Linked DNA regions of Homo sapiens: region 1 is linked to region 2. Evidence: read pairs that join two places in POLR2A ChIA-PET (ENCODE). Cell type or tissue: PC-9. All regions are shown on one strand. Region 1 overlaps OSBP2 (oxysterol binding protein 2). Region 2 has its middle 8.8 kb from the start of OSM.

Region 1 (2,500 bases), 440 kb before region 2:
CTGGGAAGGATAGAGGGAAGTGGGGGAGAAGGAGAGGTTGGTTAATGGATACAGAACTACAGCTAGACAGGAGGAATAAGTTCTAGTGTTCTACAGCACTGTAGGGTGACTACAGTTAATAATAATGTATTGTATATTTTCAAATAACCGGAAGACAGGAGTTTGGATGTTCCCAACACAAAGAAATGATAAATGTTTGAGGTGATGGATATGCTAGTTACTTTGATTTGATCATTACACGTGGTATACATGAGCCAAAATATCACCCTGTACCCCAAAAATACATATAATTATGATGTGTCAATGAAAACAATTTTAGGTTGACTGTAATAGCTCACATCTGTAATCTCAGTATTTTGGGAGGCCAAGATGGGAGGATCACTTGAGCCCAGGAGTTAGAGACCAGCCTGGGCAACATAGCAAGACCCTGTATCTAAAATAATTGTTTAAAACTTAGCCAAGCATAGTGGTGTGCATCTGTAGTCCCACCTACTTGGGAGGCTGAGGTGGGAGGATCACTTGAGCCTGGGAGGTTGAGGCTGCAATGAGCTGTAATCATGCCACTGCACTCTAGCCTGGGTAACAGAGCAAGACCCTGTCTAAATAAATAAATAAATAACATTTTAAAAATAAAATAAAATACTTCATTGGTTCCCAACCCATGTTAGGAAGAAAAGAAAAAAATCATAAAAATAAAATAAAATGAGCTGGGTGCAGTGGCTCACGCCTGTAATCCCAGCACTTTGGGAGGCTGAGGGCAGATCACGAGGTCAGGAGATCAAGACCATCCTGGCTAACACGGTGAAACCCTGTCTCTACTAAAAAATAGAAAAAATTAGCCGGGCGTGGTGGCGGGCGCCTGTAGTCCCAGCTACTAGGGTGGCTGAGGTAGGAGAATGGCGTGAACCCAGGAGGCGGAGCTTGCAGTGAGCCGAGATCACGCCACTGCACTCCAGCCTGGGCGACAGAGTGAGACTCTGTCTCAAAAAAAAAAAAAAAAATTAGCCAAGTGTGGTGATGCACGCCTGTAGTCCCAGCTACTCTGGAGGCTGAGGTGGAGAAGGATTGCTTGAGTGCAGAACATTGAGGCTGCAGTGAGTCGTGATGGTGCCACTGTACCACTCCAGCCTAGGTGACAGAGTAAGACTATATCTCAAAAAAAACAACAAAAACCAAAAACAAACCAAAAAACCAGGGCTCCTTCCTTTACTGGCAGCCCAAGAAGCAGGCCTGGCACATAGAGGGCACTAGACAGATACATTGCTGGGTAAATAAATAAAAGAATAAAGAGCTGAGGTTATGTCCATAATGACCCCAAGATACAACCTGTATATGGACAGAAATGATGAACAGTGATGCAAGTTGCTGGGCCTTAGACAAAGCAACTACACTTTCTGTGCCTTGTTTTCCCCATCTGTAAAATGAGGGTGATCCTGGACGCTCCAGTTCCCTCCCAGGTCACGAAGACTGGAAGTGTGATGAAGTAGATCCACACATATAAAAGATTATTTCCTGCAATATTCTATTCCTGATCAGTTTTCTGCTTTTCATTTCATACAATGTGCAAAAGGATGAGAGAGGATTCTGAGGTTCCATAGCAGCTGGGAGCCCTGACCTCATGGAAATGGCCATCCACATCCTTACTTAATACTTTCAAAGGACCCAGAACCAACAAATACACATCTGGCACTCTCCTCCCAGGGCAAATGAAGGAGGTGGGAAGGCTTGAGCACATTTCAGTTCAACAAGAATTTCCTGGGCTCCTCCTCTCCCAGCTGATGTACTGCTCTAGAGAAACAAAGATGTCATTCTGCCAGGTGGGAGGAAAAGGTGAGGTGGGAGGGTTAGGTCAAGTCCCAAGGTTTGGAGAAGAAAGAGGAGGAGGGTAAGGAGGAAGCTGGAGGCAAAAACTACCAATGGTAAAGGAGATCTGGAGAACAGGGTCTGAAACAGTCTGACACGCTCTGTCTTTCTCAAAGAGTTGCTCCCCCATGGACCCACTTGCCATTGATCTCCGTTTGGGTCACTTGCATTATCCTGTGTATTACACCAGTGTTGGCCTGCACCTTTCGTGTCACGTGAGTACCTCTGGGAGAGATGTATGAAGCCCAGTCTGGAGTCTAAGCATTAGCTGAATAAAGTGACAAAGTCTTTCTACAGGTCTCCAGAGACCTATGTCATCAAACCAGCTTTGAGATAATGATGATTACCAACCCACCCCAGCTAAAGGGGACCAGGCAGACACCATGGTGGGCTTCAGCAAGGAGATGAAACACAGAGAAAATGAGTTCTACCTAAGCAAAAATACTGTGGACTTAATTTTTTTTTTTTTTTTTTTTTTGAGATAGGGTCTCATTGTGTCACCCAGGCTGGAGTGCAGTAATGTGATCTTGGCTCAGTGCAACTTCTGCCTCCCAGGCTCGAGTGACCCTCCCACTTCAGCCTCCTGAGTAGCTCGGACCACAGGCACACACCGCCATGCCTGGCTGATTTTTGCATT
Region 2 (2,500 bases):
GATTCTCTTGCCTTAGCCTCCTGAGTAGCTGGGACTACAGGCGCCCGCCACCACGCCCGGCTAATTTTTGTATTTTTAGTAGAGATGGCGTTTCACCATGTTGGCCAGGCTGATTTTGAACTCCTGACCTCAGGTGATCCACCTGCCTCAGCCCCCCAAAGTGCTGGGATTACAGGCATGAGCCACCGTGCCCGGCTGTATTATCTGTTAAAGGACATTTGGGTTGTTTTCACCTTTCGGTTACTAAGCTCTGCCTTCTTGACTGTGGAGGCGCCCAGCACTTGTGTTTAATGACACATTGTTCTGCCTTCCTTCTGTATATGCTTGTTCTGTGGACAGAGTGACCTGGCCCTGGCCAGTCACCCTCTATCACCCATTGAATGGCCACCAGCAGGCCCTTGGATGGAGCAAGCGCTGATGGCCTTCTCTCCCCTCAGAACTACCGGATTTGTTTCTCTTTTTCGTATCAGAATAAACACCCTGAGTTTCCTTGGTGTCTCTCCGAGAATAAGACGGGGAGGAAAGCTACCCTTGCACAGCGCCTGTCCCAGGGCACTTCCTCCAGGTGGTGATCCACATCCCTGGGAGCCCCACCTCTTTGTCCCAGACTTCCCCTTGGGATCAGGGCTGTCATTTGTAGACAGCCCCACTGGGACCCTGGCCGCTTCCCACCATCTTCTGCAGTTGCCTCTTTGTTGGGCAAAGACTCTGAGGTTTTGCAGCACTTGCTGTGCCCGTGCAGCTGGCACCAACAGAACGTTCTGAGTCTGACCAACTTCCTCCCTGTCCTCCGTGCCTCCTGCCTCTATCTTCATGCTTGTGTGGGACGAAGGACTCCCAGCTCCAAGTGCCAGAAAACCAGCACAGCTAGCAAAGAGGGGACCTGTGTCTTGTCCCGTGTGGCTGGGACACACCACGTGTATGTCCCTGGCTTCAACAGGGATCAGGGCTCAGGGAGACCCCTCAGCCTCCCTGGCTGCGCCGGGCACATTCTTGTCCACTCTGCAGGACCCCACACCTCTGCCTGTGAGGCTGGGGAAGGTGGTTTTCCATAGCGGCAGATTAGTGATATCCCAGCCATGTGACAGAGGTATGCTTCCTGAGTCTGACGTCATTCCAGGGAAGGATTCTGATTGGTGCTGTTCAGGACACAGGTGCATTGCTACACCACAAAAGCGAGGGTGAGTCAGGTGCTCCCTTCTGTGGCCTGGGTTGAGAAATGGGTGGTCCATCAGTGGGTTTTCCAGACCCTTCCATGTGCCGGGTGTTGGCCCTTGTATGCACATGTGTGAGCGTGTGCGTTTACTCACCCTTCAAAACCTGGCTATAAAAAGACATTCGGTGCAGATTCATTTGACCGGAAGCCTTTTCCTTCTCTCTGATTTATCCTCCACATCTAGCCTGTGCCCAGCACACACAGTGGGTACTTAAATATAGGTCAAATGACAGACTGAGAACCCACTGTGATTTGTCTGTTTTTGCAAAAGGTAGGACTGCCCCCTTCCACGAAGACCAATCTCTTTCTATGAGACCATCAGGTGCCACTCATGTGGAATTCATTCTGAAGTGAACCCTTTAAAAGAAGCACCAGTGGCTTTTTCTTTTTTAGTCAATTTTCCGGGAAAGTGCTGAAATCTGCAGTGAGTGAAAGAGCAGATTTTGATTTCCCTTTAAAAAAATTATCATAAAAGAGAAACTCAGCGTCTTTGAAATTGAAGCTTCCCAGAAACAAAATCACATGCTCTGATGGACTGTGATTGATAGAGTTCTGATTCTTCGGGAGAGGGGACCGGGAGAATGCATGGAAAAGGGCCTGAGAGACTTGTTCCTGCCCACAGCGAGATGGCCCTGCACTTCCAGAGGCCTGGCTCTGGGTTCACCAGATGTGGGACAGGGACGCCTCTGGGTCCTGCAGCCTGGGAGCCACAGCTCACCTTTCCCCAGGCTTCTAAAGATGGCTGCAGCTATATGGCTGTGCATTCATCGGTTCACCAAGAATGTATGGAGAGCCTATTACATTCTGGGGGCTTTGCTGTGCTCTGGAGAGGCAATGGGGGTGGGGGCCACAACCACAGTATACACCCTCTGAGAGTTTCCAGTCTGGCTGGAGAGACAACCTCATAGTTTTAAAAATGTACACCTCTGAAGAGCGTGGTGTGGAGGGATACGTGGTACTCTGGGAGGGTGCCAGGAGGCGGGTTGGGACCAGCCTGGGGTGAGGAAGGTCAGGGAGGTCTTCCCTGAAAAGGTGCAGCGTGGACTGGACGTTGATATCTAGGTGGCAGGTCACAGGTAGAGTGCTCAGGAAGTGGGAACGGCATGTGCAAAGGCCCTGAGGTGAGAGCTGCTCCCGGAAGGACTGAGGAAGGCCAGAGAAAGGCAGGCAAAAGAAAGGTACTAGTGAGGCTGGGAGGTGGGCAGGACCTGGTGGCTGTGGTAATGACTTTGGCCTTATCAGAATGGCAATGGGAAGACAGGGACTGTTTAAGCAGAAGGACTC

The links. ChIA-PET counts read pairs that join two places held together with the same protein. Peaks named below come from ENCODE experiments on the same cell type or tissue, not always from the same donor. Only the 100,000 strongest peaks of a DNase experiment are listed, where the experiment ranks them.
Region 1: POLR2A ChIA-PET joins it to region 2 with 9 read pairs; 3 of 35 experiments call an interaction of 5 or more read pairs at or near these places.

Annotation. Positions count from the first base shown.
Region 1 is chr22:30,711,581-30,714,080 of GRCh38, reverse strand. All of the region lies in intron 1 of OSBP2 (oxysterol binding protein 2), which reads right to left. Among named protein-coding and RNA genes, the nearest start is that of OSBP2, 18 kb to the right of the region's middle. In PC-9, no CTCF peak of the experiment used is centred here; no DNase peak of the experiment used is centred here.
Region 2 is chr22:30,274,445-30,276,944 of GRCh38, reverse strand. No RefSeq gene overlaps it. Among named protein-coding and RNA genes, the nearest start is that of OSM, 8.8 kb to the right of the region's middle. RefSeq lists an enhancer at 130-719. In PC-9, no CTCF peak of the experiment used is centred here; a DNase peak (open chromatin) is centred at 1,113.